Regions from separate parts of the Mus musculus genome. Here region 1 is linked to region 2. Evidence: chromatin loops called from intact Hi-C (ENCODE). Cell type or tissue: heart. All regions are shown on one strand. Links, peaks and the distances in the headings refer to the core of each region. The heading gives the core; the rest is flanking DNA. Region 1 has its middle 74 kb from the start of Mir1843b. Region 2 overlaps Tnr (tenascin R).

Region 1 (11,913 bases), core at 2,218-10,217, 260 kb before region 2:
AGTAACAATAGGAGAGAGAGAGAGAGAGAGAGAGAGAGAGAGAGAGAGAGGAGAGAGAGAGAAGAAACACCGTCCCGTGCTAATGGGTTACATCTGTTACCGGAGGCTCAGCATTATGAGATGAGATCTGAACAGAATTGCAGAGATCTGTTCTTTACCTCAGGCTGTGATCTAAATGAAGAGCCTGCAGAGCTACCCAAGGGTCAGGCAGGCTTGGCAGGTGGCTTCCTGGCTTCCAGAGAGGAGCAGGTGTGGGAAAGAAGTGGAGAGGGATGTGAGAGCTGAAGGAGAGACAAGCAGCAGGACACTATTGCAATCAACGACTAGCTGGAAATATTAGATGGAACATTCTAGAACTGCACAGCTGACGAGTTTTACATTTCGTATCACTCTGTATGGCATGTGAGAGTATCACTTTGTCCCCCTTCATTCAGACGGGGGGCCACTCATTCCTTTGTCCCAATTGCCACTTCATATATACCACCCACCCTAAGATAGCCATCTTGGTATCACATCGGCCATTAGGGTATTGGTGCCACCGTGATTTTGCTCAGGTGGTCCTTATTTCACTTGGTAATCGGTGCAGAGCACAAGGATTGCAAAGCTGGCAATAGAGACGTGCAGAAAGATGCTATAAATCGCCATAAAGGTGAGCATGCTCTACAAGGAAAGGAAAAAAAAAATCGTATGCTGAGGTTGTTAAGATTTACAGTAAGAACAAGTGCCCGATCTGTGAAGTCGTGAAGAAGGAAGGAGGAATGCATGCTAGCCTTCCGTCACACCTTGAACTGCTGCCGAAGTTTCAGTCACAGTATGTGAAAAGCGCTTAGTTAAGAGGGAGAAGGGGCTGCATTGGGTATGTATAGGGAAAACAGTAGTGAGAATTTGGGCTTGGTACTGTAATGTAGTTGTAGGCTTGGAAATGCATCCACCATGGAACAGGGAGGGGGCTGCATAACAATGAGTCCTCAGAGCAACACAGTGAGGGAGTTATCATCCCCATGCTATGAATGAAAAAGCGGAGGATTAAGGGACAAGATGCAGCTGTTCTGTTTGCTCTAGATTCACATCCCTCCCCGTTACTATACTGCACTCTTACATGGTATTTTTTATTTCATGTGTGACAATCTCAGGTCTTCAGGAGATCGTATGGTCCCCGAGACCCCGATCATAGGATCATAGCTTTGACCCCTGCCTCCCTAGCCATCCACCCCATGAGCAAGGCACTCAGGAGCATGTGTTGATAAATGAAGGAAGTGCATTAGGAACGCTGGCAGAATCACAGCCTTTCCCACATCCCTGCCAGGACTCAGGGGGAATCAAGACCTGGTTTCAATTTAGTAAAGGACCAGGACCCCCTGGTTCCGCCCACCTCTTGGGGAAAGAGAAGAGGATCATAAAGGAAAGGCGTGGGTGTAATCACACCATTATTAGGGTTATTATAAAGACCATAACAACTACAAAAGCAGCTTTTGGTTTTATGGGTTCCATAGTCCCTCTGGAGTCTTGGCTCATCCTCGCTGGGGCTTTCAGCTCTCTGCCAATCCTCTATCCTTCTTGAGGAAGTGAGCAGAGCAGGTGTAGGGTCATGACCAAGCACGCCATTGGGAAGAAGACTGGTCAGTCGACTCTGTTTTCCTTTGTGAGGTTTATTCTTTGCTTATGTCTTTACATGTCAATAAAAGGCGAGTCTGCCTCAGCTGTGTGTATGTGTGTGTACTTGCACACATGTAGATATATGTTATAAAATTTGGAGCTAAAATCAGGTGGCAGGAGAGAGCCCAGTGATTTTCCATTCGATCCAGCAGAGCTTGGATCTATTCATTCACGTGTCTCATAGTTCCAACGGACCTGGTTTGGGCAGCTGCTGGGAGTTAAGCTGACTACAGGAATGAATTTCTACCCTGCAGGAATGAGGGGCAAGGGTGATTCAGGGCAGGGATTCACAGACCCTAACAACTGGAAGCCATGGTTCCCAATCTTGATAATACCATTGGCCGGGGTGCTTATGAAAGATGAGCTTCCAGGAGAGCCCCAATGCAGGGGTTTATACTACACTGTTCAGTGCACCAAAAATGGTGCTTAGAACTTTCTAGGCACACTGCTCTTTAGTCCTTACTACTACTCCCAGAAGCCAGGCTCATCTCTGCATGGCCCAGACAAAGGAGGGTAGTAATGCAGTTAACGTGCTGAGCTAGGATTGGAAGAGTCCAGTTCTTTCCTGTTACTGGTTTGGGAAGTTTATGAAGGACCATAGGAATAGCATTTTTGAGCAAGAGCTGAAAGCCTTCATACGTGGAGCACTTGAGGGGCATGTCCGACATGTCCAGTGCACTGGTGAGGTGTCAAATGTTCCTCTAGATCCCATGTGCCCATTGACAGTAGAGGCTGCAGAGGAGAGGAAGTCCCAGAGGGCTCCTCAGGTATTCTGAGGAGGATGTCCTCACATGCAACACCATGAGATCAACATTATCATAGGTGCCCATCTTCCTGTCAGTCCATGGTATATTAGTTTTTACAGAAAGTGTTCTGGTTTGAATGTGACATGTATTCTACAGGCACGTGTGTTTAACATGTAGTTACTAGCTTGTGGCACTGTTTTGGGACTCTTTAGGGGTTATAGCCTGGCACACGATTGGTCCCTTCTCTGTTTCCTGGCTCAGTCAAGATATAAGGAGTCCTGCCACATGCTCTGCTCTGAATCTACCAGGATGGATTAGAATCCCTAGAAACCAGGAGCCCAAATACATCCTTTAACCCCCCAAGTTGGTTCTGTATCAAGCATTTTGTAACAGCAAAGAGAAAAGTAAGACCAGAAGACCCAGTCCTTGAATTTATGTGGTAGATTCCAGGCAGGCTCTCTCTGCCAGTGAAATCAGAAGTGACAACAGACCTGGCCTGTCTTGTCCTGCTTTTGGAGTCAGTCTGGCCTTCATTCATGTGTTCTGTGCAGGCTTCTCATTCGCAAACCTCTTTCCAGTGATTCTGTTGTCTTCAAATCCTACCTCACAGTTACTTACTTAACCTATTTTAAATCAGGTCGTAGCTTTAAAAAAAATTACCACATATTGTTTTGAAAAGAAGCTCCTGTGTCAATACATCTATTTCTTGTTGCACAGCATAGAAAGCCTCAAGCCTAGGAACTGGCCATGAGTGGAGTTTTGTCCCTCAAATTTTCTGCATATCCCCATGGGACAGAGGGAGGGATTGGCTTGGAGGGTAGGGGTCTTCTCCACTGAAGGAGGTGAGAGTGAAAGGGGGGGGAGACAGGGGAGGGCATATTTGGATGAACCAGGTTAGGGGTCATCTCTAGATTTCAAGCCTTTCTCTGGGAAACACTGCTAGGTTCTCTCCAGCCAGCCCATGGTTTTGGAAGAAGCCCCACTGATTTACTCCCCTGAAAAGCTGGTAGCCTTGCTCTCAGTCTGCCTGGATACCTGGCCCTCTCCCTCTAGAGTTTGCTATTGTGGCCTCTTGCCGATGCCGTCCTGGACACCCCAGAGCATGTGACATGTTCCCCAGCTTGATTTCAGAGTCAAGCTTGAGCAGACAGATGTCTAGGCCATACAGGCAGGCTGGCTCCTGCTCCTTGCTGGAATGGGCTTAGACTGAGGGTATGAAGCAGGCTTTCCTCTCAAGGCCAGTCCCATAGAGTGCAGGCTGGGGCACCAGAAACATAAGCTTCCTCAGTATTTACAGCCTTCTCACTTCTACTAACTAGCTCACGGAATTTCTTCTAGAATTTCCTCAGAACTCTGAAGCAGACCATGCTACTATGAATTCATATATCCCTAGCTCACCTATCTCAGGTCTCATGTATCCCAAGACTGTCTCAAACTCACTTGGGTAGCCAAACAAGCCTTGAATTCCCGATCTTCCCGCCTCTACTTCCTGAGTGCTGAGATCATACACGTAGACACATAGACTATTATGCAACATAAATAAGTAAATAAACTTAGAAATAAAGTAAGTAAATAAACCTAAAAATAAGAATGTTAGAATACATATTAAACACACCTACATTTTTGGAGTAGGGCTCACTCTTTAGGTTCTGTGTTGTAAGTGCTGTTTATATTACCTGACATAATCTTGTGCCTGCTTTGTCTCACTTCTCAGGTGATGACAACGAGGCCCAGAGTTAAGAGCTTCCCTGCAACTTACAGAAGGCACATCCAGACCCAGGTCTGTTGCAGCTTCTACATCTCGGCTCTCCATTATTTAGCACCATGCACAAAGCTCTTGGTCTAATCTCCAGCACCACATAAACCCGAATGGCAATCCATGACTGTCACCCCAGCACTCACGTGGTATAGGCAGGAAGATCAGGAACTCAGGGCTAGCCTTGGCTACCTACCAAGCAAATTTGAGAAAATCTTAGGACGTATGAAACCTTGGAGAGAGTGGAAGTAACAAGGAAACTTCTACTGAGGAACAGGAGCTAGTGAATGCCTACATAGCCCAGCCATCCAGTCTGAGGTTTGAGTCCTTTGTCCACTCATGCACAGTAGGGCAAAGCTTAGTCCCACCATCTACCTTGATAGATGGCCCCATGCTGTCCATGGTGAAGCAGGCATAGTGGTACTTCCAGTTTGGGGCATCCTTTCTGTCTACTGTAAAAATTCCATTGTTGGGTTAGCTGCTTGTATTTCGTTCCCAACATGGCATTCTCCAGCCTAGAACCTCGTCAGTTAGAGGGGTGGGGCTTGCCATCTGGGTCTTCCACCATGGGCCTGGGGCCATTAAAACTCTCTTCTCTTGTTCTTTGACTCTGGCAGGTGACTCCTGACACAGCTGGGAGAGTGAGCCATTTCTTCCGCCCAGACAGCCGGCTTTGGAAATTATTCAGGAATAACAACCGGGCCAGAAACATTTGCATAAGGAATCACACAGAACAATACATGTTATTTAAACCATCTTTGGTTGGCAACAGAAGCAAAAAGCAGCTGAGATGAATCTGCATTGCAGATCAGCCTTCTGGAGCAAGCAGGCTGGTGTAGGGGTGGGGCACTGCTTGAGGCAGGGAGAGAAGAAAGCATCCTTGTCCAGGTGCCCCTTCCCAAGCGGGGTCTCCTTGCTGGCCTTTCTATGGCTCTTGTGCATTTTTCTCCTTCCCTCCCTTCTTCCGAGATTAATGGAAACAATTTATCTTCTAATGTGACTACAGCTTATGAATTCTTTGTCTCACTCTAATCCTTTAAATTATACACATAATAAAATATGTATCCAGCGATTTTAGGTCATAATTTGATATTCTAGGGGAAGTGGGGAGGGGAGGGAACTGAAGCCAGGCATTCTCAGGGTTTGTTCCTCTCCATTTGTCTTTATTTGCTGTCTTAACCATCTCCCCCTTTCCTCCTCTCTGCTCCTGTGCACATCATATTTCCACAGTGGGCCTGGGCCCTGGGCATGGGGAGGGGCACTGCTGGAGCCTGGGCTGAGGAGTTAGTTGTACTTGAGGTCTGTGAGGGGAGGCCACAGCCATTCTCTCACCTGCTCTGGCATCTCTTCAAGAGCAGCAGTTGGGTTTCATTTTTGCAGGGCAACCAGACTGAAGATTGCCTCTAATTACCAAAGGTCTCAAGGGGTCTTTAAACACCCAGATCTCCAAGTCATAGGCAGAATAAGGAGGTACAACTCAGTGTTGACTAGTGAAGGTTCACACTCATATCATAAAATCAAAGGACAATTCTCTTCAAATGACACTCCCTTACTCAAGTATCACTACTACTCCAAGATATAGATGCTGTCTGCTCTCAAAGTCATGGAAGGCTGGACTCCCTGCTGCCTGACTTCCCTTAACTGTACCTGCTTGGAGGGTGAAACTTTTTTTTTTCCCTTTCTCTCTTCTTTGTTCCTATTAGAACTTTTAAGGTGCTGGATAAATGTTACACCACAGAGCCATATCCCTAACTCTTGTTAGTTTCCTTTTTATTTTAAAAATGTAGCCCACTAAGTTACCCAGGTAGGCCTTGGGCTTGTGATCCTCCTGCCTCAGCCTCTTGAAAAGCTTAGATAAGAGTCCGTGCCCCAAGCTTGGATGGGAAGGTTTTCTATAATTTGCACTGGTCCTGTTGGGGCTGAAGAGATGTCGCAGCAGTTGAGTACACTAGCTACTCTTTCACAGGACATAGGTTCAGTTCTTAGGCTGTCAGCATCCACACGGTGACTGATAACCATCTATAACCCCAGTTCTAGGGGATTCGGTGCCCTCTTAGCATGTCAACAGGCAGCAGGCACATATATGATACACATGTATACATAAAAGCAAACATTCATCCACATAAAAATTTAAAAATGAATGAATGAATAAAATCTTAAAAAAGCAAAGAGCTTGGCTTTGGCCTTGTCAATATTTTGGTGACATGTATTCTGGCTTCCAAATTACCCTTGTCCATCCTCTAGTGACATGGGGCATCCTAGGACAACAATTTTTCAGAACTCATCCTCAGGTCTCATGCTAAGGGTGAGACACACACACACACACACACACACACACACACACACACATACACACGCACACATACACACACACACTCCATTGCCAAGTAGGCAAAGGCCAGGAAGGCTTCCCAAGACAGTTCACTCCCTACCCTCGCCCCAAGGCAAAGCATCTTCCTCGGTCTCCCATAGGGATTCTTCCTAACTCTTGTCTACACTCTACCACATGTCTACACTCCACCATCTGTGTAAACCCTGCAGTGACAGAGGGGCTGGAGGATCCTGTCAAGTGGCAGACCTATTTGGAAAGGAGGCAGTGAAGCTGGATGTTCTCATAGTCAGAAGGGAGTGGCTGTTGGCCTGGAGTGAGAGGGAACCGAGACTCTTCAGGGCAGTCTGTAAGGTCTTGAAATAGTGCATTGTGCTGTAGTTAAGCAAGCATGACAGAGGATACACACACACACACACACACACACACACACACACACACACACACACACTAGTACAGAGGTGGCAATCCACAGGGGTTAGTGGGTGACTTAGAGGAAACCAGGAATAACTGAGTCAGGACCAGCCTTCCCTATCTGCAACATGACCAGAAGAGACAGTCCTTATGCAACTCATTTGGAGGCAAAACCTGCCCTGAGCTGTGGCTATTTATAGTATTTTATTTATCCCTCTTGGCGTGAATATTCATGCCTTGCACTGCAGAAGTATTAACGTGCCTGATGGCAGGGAGCCTGCACAGACGCCACAGGGCAGAACACACAGAGGGGAAAAGTATCATGTCACTGTCCCAAACACCTGGACCCTTAGCAATTGCAAAGCACATTAGGCCCCACAGGGTTGAGTGAGGGCTTGTGGGCTCTGTAACATTTGAGAACACCCTGGATGTGGGGATTGTTACAGCAGACAGAGGTGAAGGCACAGAAGGGCCAGTTCCTGATCAGATCTGGGAATGAGGGTGGGGGGAAGTGGGTAGGCCATAGACTGAGTGCAGACCTGGGATGTTGTCAGTTCAGAGGTAGGCTTTATTTATTTATTTATTTATTTATTCATTCATTCATTCATTTAATCAGAAAGTGTATATAGAAGAAGCCTGCCAACTGCTTTCTCTCCCCATAGAAACAACTCAAATCATAGAAGATGTTCATCCAGGCCCAGGAGAGTAAGCTGAGGACTGACCACAAAGGACATATGGCTGAGCTTGCATCTTGCCTCTGTGGCTTGTCTGGTGTAACAGGGATGTCTCTTCTGAGGAGTTCAAAAGCCTTTGCATCAGGAAGCAAGGGCAGCTAAGCACTTCAGATCCACTGAACCTGTGGTGCCCTAGAATCCCTGAAGAGGTGACCACAGGTAGAGACCACACCCTGGAAAGAATAAAGGTCCAAAATGGCTGAGGCTCAGGGACCCACGTGGAGAATCTAGAGTTGGCAAGTGCATGCTATGGGGACAAGGGCAACAGGAGGAGTGAGGGAGGGGCTTAAAGAAGGAGGGCATGAAGACAGGGCTGGGGGCAGGGCTATAGTCCTGGCTGCCCTGCTATCTGCTTCTGTGCTGTGGGACAAGGGTTTTTACTTCTTATGCCTCATCCTGTAAAATAGAGACACTAGGACTACCCACCTTGTAGGACTCTCAGTGAAGATGATGGGATCCAACTGCAGATAAAGGAATCTGAAGTGCAACTTACTCAACATAAATGAGTTCATATTGGACTTGGAGGACAGGAGCTCTCAGACACGTGACTTGGATGAACAATGAGAATTTGCAAAATGAAGTCAGCTGGACTGAAACCCAAAAGAATAAAAGTAAACAAAACACAGTACTGTATGATCCTGCTTTAGTAATTATCTAGAACATGTAAATTCATAGAAACAGGATGTAAAAAAAAATAGAGGCTTCCAGGACTGGGGGGGGGGGGAGTATAGGGTGGGGATTCTGGCTTAAAGTGGGGGCTGGGTCTCTGTTTGGGGACGGTAAGAATGTGAGAATCCTGTGCTTGTCATTAGTGCCACTGAAGTGTACACCTAAAAATGGTTAAAATGACAAATTTTACGTTACATCTATTTTACCACAGTTTAAAGAATTAATAACATAGTAGACTAAAACCTTTTGAATCGTGCACTTTAAATGGGCCAATTACATGGCATGTGAATAACAGCTCCGAAGGGTGTATGAGAAAGGCAGAAGCAGGAGAGAGAAAGGTGTGGGGGTGGGGACTTGTCTAAGGTCCTGGCAGCTTGCCCCAGCCTTGGGCCTGTGCTTTCCAGCTTTTCAAACTTTACAGCCTTGAGCATGGCTTTCACTTGTTCTCATAAGGAGACACTGCTGACCCTGGTTGGGGGCTTTTGCAGCCATCCAGAGTATTCACAAGTTATTTGCTGTCTTGTTTGGACTTCAGCCTCAGGTCTTCTGCTCTCAGTTGGCTGCCGCCCGGTGAGACTCAGGTCTGCAGAGGATCTTGGGCAGTGCTATGCCAAGGCACATGGTCATATTCTTCCCAAGAGCTTTTCTGCTCCCTCAGCCTTTGTGTCCTATGGGCTGAGTTCTTACACATCTTGTTAGCATCATCCCACAGCTGGAACTGTGAGGCCAGGCTGAGGCTCCTCAAAGCCAGAAAAATTACAAGGCTGTAGAACCCATGCCTTGTCCCCTCAGGTATGGTGACATCCTGTCTTTCCTTCCTTCTCCATTCTCCTAGCCTCCCTGACCTTCCACTCTTAGCCTGGTCTCTCCCAGGGATGCCTTCCTTCAGGATTGAAAACACCTGTTGCTAAAGAGCATTCTTGAGTTGAAGATAAGCTGGACTTTACACTAGAGAACATCTGGGCCAACCTCTCCTGGCCAACTTTACTGAGGCAGAAGAGGGCTGAATGGAGCGTTTGCCCATTCACTCTCTGTAGATAAGCTCCTCCCCTGCAGTCTCCCCTGTGGCCTCCCCTGCTTTCCTCTTCCCTCTCCTCCTTCCAGGTTCAGGGGTGATGGACACCAGGAATATCCTATTAGGACAGGACTGGACTTAAGCTCTGGGCCACACTTGGATCTGGTCACCAAGTGTGGGCAATCCAGGCCATCTAGAAGGAACTTGGAAGATGAGAGTAGTTAATGCATCCAGATGGAAGGTGACAAGATTCTAGCTCTTTGCAAATCCCGGGCTAGCTGCACTGCAACTGAGCCTCGGTTTCCTCACCTATAAATTAGGCAGGATAATGAACTCCACTTTGAAGAGAGGTCAGACCCAGGACCTCCATCATTACCCTAGCCTGACCCCCAAAGCATGGCAGGAGACAAGACACACGGATAAGGGTTCTTGAAATAGTTGTTTTAGTTTATTGCAACGTGTCTGTTCGCTCATTGATTAACCGATTAATTCATCACTATGGCTATTAGACTGTAAAGCTCTGTAAGGGAGGAACTATTTGCCTGTAGTGCCTGTGCCTGGCCCATAGGCGGGCACTTAATAAATGCACAATAGGTGGGTAGATGAATGCATTGAATTATTCTGTTTTCAGACAGGGTCTCTCTCCAAACCCAGAGTTCACTGATTGGCTGATCTGACTGACCAGCAAACCCAGGGATTCCTTTCTCTCTGCTCCTGCTCAGTGCGGGGACTACAACTATGTCTGGGGACACGGGGGTGTGAGCGATCCAACCTCAGATCCGTGTGATTGCATGGCTAACACTTTACCGCTGAGCTCCCCATTGTATAGATCAATTATTTCTCGTAAAAAGTCAGGATCATGTCATAAGTAACACAATAATACAATGTAAAAAAAAAAAAACCCAAAAACCAAAACAAAAACTGGAATGTAAGAAAGAGATAGTGAAGGGATTCAAATTTGGCCATGGGCCTATTGCATCCAGGGTTTTATGCCAAGGTGTTCTGAAAGAGGAGGTGATAACAACTTTTGCTCTTTGGCGGATAATACGGAGGGACGTTCAGGAGCTGTGGTGTTAACCCAGGGGACTGGCACAGCTCAAGCCTGTCTGCCTCTGGCACAATATGAGTGACTGGAGAAAGTCCTTATTAAGCTTGCCATATTACCCTAATTAGCCCAGCTCAGGGTCCACTTTACTGTCTGGCTTTGCAAAGGGTCTTGGGAGGTAAACCTGTGGGAGACTGGGGAAAGAAGGCAGGGAGTGGAGACTGGGGCAGAGAGCCCTAAGGCAGGAAATGCTCAGCTGAGGATTGCTGGCAGTCAGCGAGGACCAGCTGAGCAAAGCCTGGATAATGATGAAGTGTTTCCCTTGAGTTCTGGGATTGGTGCACCAAGGTTTTGTTTGGAAACTGCAAGGATTCAGGGTCCGTGAAGTTATCATTAGTGTACTGGGAACTGGAGCGGCCTTGAATGCCAGGCTCTGCCCCTGGCTTGTGGGCTCACCGAGTAAATGACCAGGGGATTGCAACTCAATACCACTTAAATCAAAACAACAGCAATGGCAACAGCAGTCTTCAAGGTTTCTTGCTCAAGTTTATCTGAGAATAAAAACCCATCGATACCCCAAGGCCTTTTCTTCTGTCTGGCGGACTGTGGTGGTTTGAATAGGAATGACCTCTGTAGCCTTGTGGATTTGAATGATTGGTTTCCAGGGAGTGGCACTATTAGGAGGTGTGGCCTTGTTGGAGTAGGTGTGTCACTGGGGACAGACTTTGAGGTTTCAAACATTCAAGCCAGGCCCATCCCATTCTCTCCCTCCCTCTCTCCCTCCCCCTCTCCCTTCCCCTCCCCCCTCTCCCTTCCCCTCCCCCCTCTCCCCTCCCTCTCCCCCCCTCCCCTCCCTCTCCCCCCGCCTCTTTTCCCTGCCACCTGCCAATCCAGATGCAGAACTCTGGGTTACCTCTCCAGCACCAAGTCTGCCTGCCCACTGCAATGCTTTCTGCCTGGATAACAGCTAAACCTCCGTGTATGTAAGACAGTCCCAGTTAAATCTTTTCCTTTATAGGAGTTACAGTGGTCATGGTCTCTTCACAGCAATAGAAATCCCAACTAAGGCACAGACATATTAGCCCTAGTAAGTCACAAAGTACCAGGCTCGAGAGTCCAGGGGAAGGGATGAGGCAGAGCAGGTAGCATGTTTTTTCTTAAACAAACAAACAAACAAACAAACACACACAGACACTGACTCAGAACAGGAAGAGAACCAAACTTTAGGTAAACTTTGAAATTTGAGAGGCGGAGAAATCAGATTGCCCCTCCTGTGTTGCTGATAGCCCTCTCTGCTCTCCAGGGCCAGTTTCTGCTACCCTTGTCTGGCTGAACACTCTTGTGTCCATCCTGCTGAGCAAAGATAAGTATTTCTATTTTTCAGCTAGTCAATAGATAAGAAAATGGCGAATACCACACGCTCCTTTCAAAGACGTTACGAAGACCTGTTTTTTTTTTTTTAATTTTGTTTTTGTTGTTTTTTTGGGTTTTACATTTTTAGTTTTGTTTTATCTGTTTTATTGTATATGTATGACAGTTTATTTATTTT
Region 2 (11,913 bases), core at 1,749-9,748:
TAGCATAATGAGCCCACCCACTGCATACCTCATATGGAGGGTGTGAGGAGTGAATGGGAAGATGTGTAAAATTCTAGAATGCGGGCATCTGTTGAGTACTCGGCAAACCCCATCCATTATTAGTTAGCTGGATCATGAACTGAGGGAGGAAAGCCCACTGCCATTTCTGTTTTATAGACTGTCTCTCTTGCCTTATTCACTTCAACCCAATCCTTCCTGATAATTTTGAAGGATTATGACACACTAGTAGGAGGTATGCATCCTAAGACCTCCATAGGATGCCTAAAACCATACATAGTAATAAACACTGTATGTATTATATGCTGTTCCAACTGTAGAGCTTTATAATTTTACAACTTCCATTTGTCATAACCAGATGCCAGCATCATTACCCTTGAGTTTTAGGTCTCTTATTAAGTACTTTGCTAACATGGTTGGTAGTGGCTCTGATAACTAAGGTGTTTACTAAATGATTAATAGGATAAATATATATATATATATATATATATACACACACCTCTCTCTCTATATATATATATATATATACACACACACACACATATATATATATGTATATATATATACATATATATATATATACACATACATATACATATATATCCATATGGATGGTTTGAATTCCAAGAAGGAAAGAGGTTACCCTCTTCTGTGTGAGCATGTCTATTGGTACACCACTATTGTCCTTGTTCAGGTCTTGATGAGGCAGCCATGTTGATGAGATTTCATGGGTGTAGCTTCTCTGATATTTTTTAGGAGACAAAAATCTCACAGTAAATGTTCTCTGCTCTGATTCTTCTCATCAGGCCTTAACCCTAGACAGGAACTACAGGTTCCTTAGAAATGCTAAGTGCAGAAAAAAATTGTGTCCTTGGAAAAGAGGCCCCAAATTGGTTATCTAATACCAAGTGGTCAACACAGAAATCATATGCATACAGGTAATGTTATGCAGACAGAATGGGTTGTTTTTGTACATATATTCACACATACAAAAATGTAGCACAATTAAAGAAATAGAGCCCATGAATTTGAGAGCAAGCAGTGGTGCATAGTAAAGGTTGGAGGGGGGAAGAGAAGTGGCTAAACATAATTATTTTAACTTTAAAAATTTTATAAAGTACAGAGGAGAGAATTCAAGATTTCATCATGCTATTCAAAATAGTGTAAACTTCTACTCATAAGCTATTATTTTGTTTTGGAAGTTTTCATGGAACGATTTTTGCCTGCATTGACCTCAGATAACTGAAACTGTGAAAAGTGAAACCCTGAATAAGGAAAGGATGCTGAAGACAGAAAGGAAGTCAAAAGAAGCCAATCAGAGGCTATGCTTCAAAGGGGCTGAGAGGGGAAACAGTTGCTCAGGCCTCGAAGTCTGTGCAGCACCTGCATCTGAGAACTCAATCTTCTCCATTCACCTCACTTTAGGAAGAGATCTGTGATGCTGAGCTCCTGTAGAGGCCAAACATGGGACACAGAAGAAAGCTCTGACACGGGGCTCACTGCTCCTTTCATTTTCATCATTGGCTTGGTTGTATACACGTGAAAGACTCTCGAGTTGGCTCGTACATCTCATTTGTAAAATGAAATACCCTAGACAACCTTCAAGCTCCTTATAGCTTTAATCTTCAGTGATTCTGTGGCTTTTCTTTGTATTTTCTCTAACTGACTTATTCCCTACCACTCTCGGGCAATCACCAAATATCTATTCTCAGTAATGATTCTTTGTCCTAAGAGAGTATTTATCTCCCAGGGACGACTAATACTATAAACTTGAAACAGATAGCAATGCAATGTAACACATGATTAAATACAAAGGAAGTGGATTCAAAGCAGCACAGGAGCTAGAAGTTGAAGTGTAAGAGAGACTTTTAGTGATAGTGGGAAGGTTGAATCACGGGGGACAACCAGAAACGTAAAGGCAAAGGGGAAAGCTTACCTGATGGAAGAGCAAAGACTAACAGTCAGAAAGATGTAAGAGCATCCAGGAAGCCCTTTGCCTTCACATAGCTGGTTAGGTAGATTGACAGAAGTAGGGAAAAATAGTCAAAGAGACAGAATTCTCCAAGGCTCCAGGATAGCATCTCTACTAGGAAAACTCCAGACAATTACATTATCTAGTCGGCACGATCAATTTTTCAGTTTCTTTAGAAACTCTGCACAGGGCTTGAGGAGCTGAGGGAAGATAACAGAATTCACACCAGGAATTGGAAGTCTTGCAAGAGATATAAAGTAGAATCCCCGAGGGTTATCTGAGAAGAGGATGGCCCCTCTCTTGCTGTCCCTCCTGAGATCTCCCAGGTGGCTGTATAGATGAATGGTTACTACAGAATTAAAGTGTCGTAAAAGGAGATCAGCCCACTGCCATTCCCGGGCTCTGAACCATCAGTGAGAAATATTCTGCCCATGCCTCATCTGTCTGGGAGGACATGGGCGCTGTGGATGGGAGCTAAGAATGGTTTCCTAGCATAGAGAAAACAAATGATCCAGGGCCCTACTTGTCATGCACAAGACACCCATGTGCGTCTCCTCTGCTCAGACAAACAGTGGAGGACACAAGCTGACGAGTACTCTGAGCTGGCCACAGACAGGGTCTGTGAGGGACGGGCTCTTTGAGTTGTAATTTCATTGATTTTTAAGAGAGGCTTATGGGATGAGAGGACTGAAAACCTATCAAATTGTGTGAGTCCCTAAATTCTGTCAGCTAAAACAGATTGACAGAGGTGCTGTGCTTCTGCCCTTAGACTGGTGTGTGTGTGTGTCTGTGTGTTTGTGTGTGTGTCTGTGTCTGTGTGTGTGCTACTATTATAGTAGTGTATATTATATACATGTTTGTATGTTATATACATGTTTGTGTGTGTGTGTTTGTTCATTGCATATATGTACATGTGCACTATATGTATGTGTATTTAAGGTAGAGGTCAGCATCAGGCTACTTCATAGATCTGTCCCCACCCTTCTGTTTAAGGCAGGGTTTCTCATCATACCTGGAAGCTGTTAATTCGACTAGCCTTCCTGGCCAGTGGGCTTTGGGGATTCTCTTGTCTCCATTCCCTCAGCACTGGGGGTTATAGATATATGCCACCAACAACCAGCTTTTTATGTGGGTGCTGGGTCTTCAAATTCAGGTCCTCATGCTTGTATGACAAGAGTGCTTAGTTAATTGAAACATCTTCCCAGAACCCTCTCTAGACATTTTTTTTTGGAAGATATTATTTGCCAAAGCTACTTGGTGACTCTCAAACAACTACATACAAGAGAAGCCTCTACTTTGTTGCTGCCTGCAGTAGTGTAAACTGTTGGCTTGAATTGTCTTGGAGTAGTCTACACTCTCATTGACTTTTCTGTTTCTCTACTAACTGACTCAGTGCGGGCCGTGCTTTAGATGGCGTTGTGAATGTGAATGAGGAGGTTGGAGATGCGTCTGTATGTTTATCTGAGAACTACGCCATTAGGTTCATGTTCATGCCTGCAGACTGCGTGTAGATATCAGAGGAGGTAGCCTTCGTGAGCCCGAGCAGTTACTGGGTGCAGGGCAGAAAGCAAGATATTTGTAGAGTCTGGTTATATGGGGAGGATATGGGGAACTGGTGCCAGAAAAAAAGGGAAGCCCTACCCTGCTCCAGCAGAGCAAGAAAGAGCTGTGAATCCATGCAAGGACGTGCTGGCTGCTCATGGAAGAGATGGAGAGTGAACTCAGGGGAGCTAAGCAACTAACCAAGCACCTGAACAGATGCGGACAGGAGCACCTCTGCAGGCTGATGAAGACAGAGGCCCTGCGCAGCCCAGCACCAGATAACTCGCTACAGATGCAGACAGGCTCTTTTTGTTCCTTGTACCTCTTAGAGAAAAGAAGAAAATTGGGTGCATGTTCTTTTTTACCTACTGCTGTGTTTACCCAAGAATATTTTCCCTGGTATAATTTAATACATTGACATAATCAAGCATAAACAAGAGAAAACTATTTCCTCCCTTGTCATACTGTCTTCTTTTCAGTTTATGGTTTTCCTTTTTAAAAAGGAAAAGACTTTATGCAGAATCTTCTCAGTGGATTACCTTAGGAGGATTTTTTTTCGTTACTCTGGCATGAAAATGAATTTTCTCTTTGTCTTCTTTGAGCTGGGCTAGGGTGGAAGTTCAGAGCTAGCCAGTACCCTGGTTACTGGCTCTATATTTAAAGAGATTATGTGACTCAAGACTTCAGGGTATTTTTTTTTCTTTTGCTCCAAAAAAGACAGGACTTAATATCATTTTTGACACTAAGGGTCAGTGAGTCTATGACATCATTCATGGTATACCCAGTGTTTTCTGAGCATCTATTGCATGCCAAGTGATGCGAGCATGAACATGTCTTAGTTCTTTCACATACTCTGGAAAAGATATCAGGTGAAAGACAGCATCAGCTTTCAATGAAAACTGCTGGAGGAGACAAAACAGAGATGCCACAGTCACAGAGTGCCCAGAGCATGAGCAGTGCCTACCTCTATAGGTAGGCAGTTTCCACCAGGGACACAAGACCAGAAAGTAAGGGCCCAGTACGGGGACAGAGGCCTAAACCTCAGCTATGTGACAACCAGTTGTAAACTTGAGTTATTATGAAGGTTATCACTGGAAACATTGGAAATGGCATGAGAATACAGTTCTCATTTCTGGGGCATGACATGGGGGAGGTGTACAACTCCAGGCAGTTGTCAGAGGCCCAACACCTAGGACTGAGGCACAGGAACGGCTATGTGTGTGTGTCACAAAACCACTGTATAACAGTCACTCCTGTTTGTAACTTACAACTTACAACTTCGACTGGAACCATCCTTAGAGAGTAGCATAGGGCTTAGTCTAACACAGATAATAAGTGGAACAGAGACTCAGAAACTAGAGATAAGACATAAGATGAAACCGTATATAAATATAATAATGATGATCATTGCCAGAGCTGGCACTCACTGAGTAGTTGTGGACCTAATACGTGCTAATTAGCCAGTGTGAGTTGGTGCATGAAGAAATGAGGAGATCATGTGTCTTAACTTGCCCCACTCAGGATCACAGAGCAAATCTCACAACCTTCCAGCCACACGAGTTTCTTAACACGTTGGAAGCAGTCTAACAGAGGCCTCTGCTTAATCCTTGTAACTTTAAATCCCAGGCTAAGTCACAATTTACAGATGTTTGCCCCACTGCTTCTGAAGCAGGGCATGGGGGAGGTGAGTATTGCACTTGTTTTTTGAAACTCTTATTTCTAATTCTCATCTCTTCGTATTAAGTGGCCAAAGCAAGTCACATGGTCACAACCGACTCCAAAATGGGGCGGAGAAGCACATTCTATCATGTACCCAGTTGGAGAATGAGAGTATCAATAATCCTTTCTCAAGCCTCCTGGATTCACAGAACCAGTAAGTGGAGAAACTGAGGTTCAAACACACATCATTTGACTCTATATGCTAGCTTCTCTCTACCCTGCAAAAGGACCTCAGCCATCTGGCCATCTTTTGCCCCCTTCACATCCTACCCCATACTGTTCTTGTAGCTTCGTCCCTACAATCCATTTCAGGCTGTGGGTTAGGAGACAGGCACTGGGTGATTGATGGCTTCCAGCAATAGTTGGAGAAAGATTATCTAGCAGCATGTGCTGAAGGAGCCGTAGCTGGGAGCCTTCTCATAATAGCAGTTGAAGTGCCGGTTTCTGCGGGGTTTGAAGTGCCAGGTCTCTAGGGCTTATTAATCCCACAGCAGTCCTGGGAGGGGCTTGTTGCAGCTTTTATTTATAACTCTTTGCTGTGCTCATCCGGCAAGGCAAGTCAGCTGCGATTATGTTCCAGGGACACAGAGGCCTGGCTGCTATCCAGGCTAGGCCCGCGAGGATGCGTCCTCCTCAGCTGGTTCCCCGGCTGCATTCATAAGGAGAAGTGAATGGAGGCTATTTAGTCACGGTGATGCGTGCAGTGACGCGTGCAGCAGGTCCGGAGGGACCGGAAGATACAGAGTCTTGGATCTTTACTAACTTCCTTAGTGCCAGCCATACAGGATGCCTTCACCGTGACGTCCCCTCAGTAGTCCACAATGATTGTCTTCATCTTCCCGGAACTCGCTGTCCTCTTAAGCTTTGTCTCCGTGTCAGATTTTACTCCTTTTCTGTATGAAATGCTCTGTCTTCTGTAGATATGAAGAGTTTCTACAAGCATAGGTTATGACTAATGCTTGGCAGGGGGTCCTTAGAGCAGGACACACAGTAAAATGCGAAGTATCTGCATCTGCAGCCCCTGGCGTCTGACCACTTCTCCAGGCTCATTACCTGGCATCACTTGCTTGGCTTTCACTATGTACTCCCCAAAGTCAGAATGACAGCTCAGGCTCTCGGCGGGTTCTCCTACGCCCAGCCCATGACTTCCTCTGGCCTTGAACATCCTTTGCTTTAGCCTAGAACACACTTGCTTTCTGCCTTGTCAACAGTATATCTCAACCTCCCTCTCTGTGCCATCACTGTCCTTTGCATAGCTTTATTACAGGAATAATTTCATTTCAATTAGTTGTTTGCCTGTTTCCTACTGTACTGAGAACACCCTGAGAAATTATATTTGTGTGTGTGTGTATATATATATATATATATATATATATATATATATATAATTTATGTAGTACTATATTGAATGTTTTCTTTAAAATAATAAAAATTATTATAAAACCCATTTTGACTAAAATATCAACATTTTGTTTCCCTTTTCAGACTTAAGCTACACAACTGGATATTTGATATTCATACAAAAATAAAGTGATTACTGTAGATATTAAATTAACACAATGGTTGCCCCTTCTGGTTAACTTGTGTGTGTGCGTGTGTGTCCCCAGTAAGAGCACCTCAAATCTACAGTCTTTACAAAATTTTAGCATACAATTTGAATATTATTAATAAAAGTCTTCAAATTTTAAGTAAAGATGGAAACTGTGACATATTGTCATACTGATGTTCAAAATAAAAATGGAAAAAAATATGAAACATAGTTTCTGGCCTGAGGATGTAGCTCAGTTGGCAGAGTGCTTGCCTTAAATGCATGAGGCCCTAGGTTCAAATCTGAATACCACCAAAAATATGGATCTCTTATTATTTTATCTTTTGAAATTTTATTTTTTAGATATTTTATAGTATTTTATGCATATTTTTAAAATATTTTTTGTTTATCAAAGAGTGTCTAGGGCCAAGGAGACAGCTTGGTCCATAAAAATGCTTGCTGTACATGCAGGAGGGCCAGAGATTGGATCCCTAGTGCCTGTATAAAAGTCAGGCTCTCTTATCTCTGGGGAGGCCAGAAGCATGGGGAATCCCAGGAGCTTGCAAGCCAGTTAATTTTACAGAATCAAAGGTTCAGAGAGAGACTCTGTATCAAAAAATAAGGTGGAGACTGAGAAAACTCGAGGTCAACTGCTGGTCTCCACAGGCATGCATGGGCACACACAACCGTCATGTACACTCAGCTATCTACACAGATCTACACACATTATCATGTATACTTTCATACACCACACACAAAAATCAATACAGAAATGGTGCCCAGAATGTCAGGTAAGCACCAGATGAATGGGTGAGAGAGAGCTTTGGTGAATGGTTGGAAAGCTTTTCCAACTCTATTTCCCAGAGTTTCTGTGTATAGTTTTATAACTGCTCATGTATCTTTCCCCACTCCTTTTCCTTCTCTGCCTAAACTCTTTCTTAAGTTGGGAGAAATCGAAGAAAAGTAAAACAATGTCCCACATTGGCTCGCTTTGCTCAGTGAACTGGAACTGGAAGTCAGGGATCTATGATTTGGGACAAAATTGGCGTGTGTGGAACAGCTTTTTGGTGGCAGAGTGCCACCAGTCATTGCTCCAACTCTAGTTGATAGCTGTAGACTTGGCCACTGATATCATTGAATTAGAAAGTAGCTCTTGGAACAGAACTACCCCACGCTAAGAGACACAGAACAGCCACTCCTAGGGGAAGCCATCAACCTTAGTTGAATTGTGTTCTTGGACTTTTACACATCTGTATCACTATAGGTAAATGGCAAGAACTGACCTGGCACTGTGCTGAGAGTTGTTCTTCAGGAAAGCCTTACTGGGGGCTGATGGGAAAGGCACCAGGCCCAGGAAAAAGAGGAGCTTGGATTTGAGCCCATTTCTGTTTACATAGGTTGTGTTACTTTATTAAATAATTTTATTACTCTGAAGACCCAGTCCATTCATTTGTAGAAATGAGTTGTCTATAAAATTGTGCATTTCAGAGTCTGTGTTAGGGAGCCTTTATATTATTAGCAGTTATCTCAGGGACCAATAGTAGGTGCGTGAAGAAGAAGGAAAGATCTGTTCTGTCCCATGCAGAACTGCTACCCTCTGACCAATTAGTATATTCTTTAGTGGACAGTATTTTATGTTAATGAAAATAGGCTTTTCCATTTTACAAAGGAGTGAACTTTGGCTAAGAGGATGTTGTAATTTACTCCAGGGCACTCATCTATCTAGCCAGGCGAGCAGATCTAGCTGGAGGTGTAGTGCAGTGGCAGAGTGATCTCTTAGCATACAGGAGACCTATATCACAGCCCCCTTTCTATCATTCTCTTCTGTATTTCTGAATTCAATGAATGTCGAGAATCAGAATCTACCTTCTGTGAGTCATTCTAAGCCTGTGATTGTGTGAGCTGAGGTTTTGTGGTAATCTTCTAAGCTGAATTGGGGACCTGGAACATTTTCTGTTTTCATTCAATGATTTGTTTATAGGTACATTTTCTTGAAGGAAAAATCATGTCGACGTAATGCAGGCTTTGTAGAGAAATAAGTCTTTGATATTTGGTTGTAAAATAAATGTCAGGATAAAATGTTTGAGAAAATAAAGAGCTGTATATTACTTCCCACAAAGCTGTAGAATACCAAGGGACGATGCTGCGTGTGTTTCATTACTTAGAGTAAATTTGCTGCGTAAGGATGGGGCTGCTGTATACCCGCCACCGCAATCCAGAGGACTGTGATCTCCTTGCCAGGTGTGATGGCAGAAGAGTTTCACATTGTGTCAGCCACAAGCTTTATCCCATTATTTAAAGACCATCCCAAGTAGGTGACCCTCAGCCCTTAACTGACGTGACTAGCATCCTGTGGCTCTGTGAGTCTCACTATGCTGCTAGATTACTTTAGTCAAAACAGTCACTTTTTCCACATTAGATTCACTAAGTGGGGTTATGCACAGGGCTGCCTGTATGCTGAAGGCAGCAGGCAGGAACAAATGATGAGGTAATATGTCAAGGCAAAAAAAAAAGGGGGGGGCAGAAAGATCAAAAGCAAAACAGAGTGAAAGGGCAAGACAGTGTACATAGAGCATTCAGTGTCTCTAAATGGGGATCCCCATGACTGTAAATAGACTCCCACACAATATTCAACTCTCTTCTAGGCTGTCATGAGTTGTCCTTCAGAGACCATTTTGAAAAGCCCTTCTGCCTTGGGTGACTGTCCCTTCCATATTCTCCCAATGCTATGCTTACCACATCCTAGGACACACAGGGCTGGGTGGACACTGCTTTATTACTGATTACTTTTTCTAGGAAGTTTATGCAGGATTGTAACAGCCAGGTAACTTACCGTCTTTGCAGAGCTGTACACTTAGGTCATGTAAATTCTGGACCTCTGAGGAACATCAAATGTCTGTCCCAGTGTGAAGTCAAACATCTCATTATTCTAAAACACAGAAAAGACCAGGAAACAGTTCTAAACCCACCTCAGTTAGTGACAGAAAAGAGGGATAGTAAGAAAGGGAGGGGGAACATGAGAGAGGGAGAGGGGGAGAGGGAGTGAAGGGGAGGAGAGGGGGAGAGGGGGAGGAGAGAGGGAGAAGGCAAGAGGGGGAGTGGGGGAGAGAGAGGGGGAGGGGAGGGGGAGAGGGAGAAACAGGATGCCAAAGCAGAAAGGAGAATACTGAGGTTTTTGGGGGAAGGGGTGTTGTTTGTTTGTTTTGTTTTGTGTAAGCCCCACTCCCACCATCATGGAATCAGAAAGATGTGCCTTTAAAATCCCCAGTCTGAGGAAATGGCTGAGAGCCCTTTCTCGAGCTATTTCATTAGTTTTCAAACTCCTCATTCATAAGATGGGAATGGTATAGTTTGTTAGGCTGTTATGAAAATGAACAAGATATTACTATCTCAATTTTCTTGACACACAGCAAACATATGTCCCCTACCCTGGAGGCTTGCTCCAGAACCTCTCCATGAGCCACTTTTACAGAAAATGACAGTTCCCAGGCTTAGTGCTTAAGTCTCAGAACTTAAGTTCAAATCCCATTCCATATTTATGACTGATGGGACTTGAGGACAATTATCTTACCCTCCTCCTGTCCCTAGGCTCCTGTCTTGTGATATTGGTTCGAACATTTTCTTTTTCTGCAAGGAGTAACTGTGCCCACTTCTCAGGTTTTGTGAAGAGGGAATAAAGATCTCAGAGCACACGTGCAGGTCCTATGAGGTCACTTTTGTTAATATCAATGTCACTGAGTGGGAAGCAGAGAAAGGGAGGTGATGAAATAACAACCCGCAGGCACATTGCAGCTCAGGCTGCTTCCATGTGGTTGGCTGTGCAGGAAGTACCAAGGCACCCTTCTCAGAGCTGTGAGGAGATTTAGCGATGTTCATTTGCAGTTAATATATATTCAGCTGTACTAATTAGTTATAAGCCCCAAAGGCTAAAAATAAATTAAGCCAGTCCATTTTTAAAAAATGGAGCTGTAGACTAGTAATAATGTTGACAACTTCTTTTCATTGTTGTTCTCATTATTGTGAGACTGAAAATATTGACAGTAGTCAAGGTTGTCTGTGAATAGAAGATCCTCAGACCTTGTACCTAGAGTTACAATGTGATATGAGCATAAAATAACACGTATTTCTTAGTGTAGACCTCAGTTTTTCAGAACCTTCTATGTGGCTGACATTTTTCAAACACCATGCAGTCAGAGTTAGCAGGAATTTTCTAAGCCTGCCGTAACAAAGAACCAAAATGTGTTTTGGTTTGAAACAACAGCAGTTTTATTGTCTCACAGGTCTAGAGACTGAGAATGCAAAGCAGGGGTGTGAACAGGGTTATGCTCTCTAACATTGCCGAGGGAGTATCCTTCCTGTGAACAGGGTCTAACCCTGCCCAGGGAGAAGCCTTCCTGGCCTTAGCAAGCATCTGTGTTTGCCACAATTTCTAGCACATTTGAGAATTTAAATATATCACTTCTGATATATATATGTATATGATATACATATATACATATATATATCAGAATATATATATCCTACAGAATATATATATATGTATATATATATATATATTCATAAATATATCACTGACTGGCTTCTCCCTGGCTTCCTGTGTTCTTCCCTCTGTGCCTGCACATTTGTGTCCCTTCTTCTATGGAAGACAGTCACATAGGATGAAGGTACCTATACACCTGCTTGTCTCACTTAATGGCATCCTTGGAACTCTATTTCTAAGTAAGGTCGTATTCTGAAGAGCTGGGGTTAGGGCTTCTCTGTGCCTTTATGGGAAGATACACTTTAATTCATAGCACCAATATCGATTCAAGATCTGTATTGTCATTTGCTTGTCAGGCAAGGAATCTAAACCTCTGTGCATTCAGGTTCCACGGCTGTCACTTGGAGAAATCCCTCCTTTTCTTGAGACATGTCGAGTGCTGTCAGTTCTTGTCCTGCATTGTTTGGACCCCACAGACAGAGCTCAGGCTGTCAGGCTTGGCAGCCAGCTCCTGAGCCGCAGACTTAGGAGTGTGGAGTTCTACTTGTATAGGCACTTTTCTTTTAGCTTTGTTTTATGTTTGTTTGCTTTTGAACTTTTTAAAAGTAGATATTTTCTTTATTTACATTTCAAATGTTATCTGCTTTCCTGGTT

Evidence for each region. Peaks named below come from ENCODE experiments on the same cell type or tissue, not always from the same donor. Only the 100,000 strongest peaks of a DNase experiment are listed, where the experiment ranks them.
Region 1: it touches region 2 in a loop (2.0-fold over the local background); 2 of 42 quality-filtered maps call a loop at or near these places.

What each region holds. Positions count from the first base shown.
Region 1 is chr1:159,408,696-159,420,608 of GRCm38, forward strand. No RefSeq gene overlaps it. Among named protein-coding and RNA genes, the nearest start is that of Mir1843b, 74 kb to the left of the region's middle. In heart, for the core only: no CTCF peak of the experiment used is centred there; a DNase peak (open chromatin) is centred at 7,146.
Region 2 is chr1:159,665,125-159,677,037 of GRCm38, forward strand. All of the region lies in intron 1 of Tnr (tenascin R), which reads left to right. Among named protein-coding and RNA genes, the nearest start is that of Gm31348, 110 kb to the right of the region's middle. In heart, for the core only: no CTCF peak of the experiment used is centred there; a DNase peak (open chromatin) is centred at 5,817; H3K27me3 peaks cover 328 bases.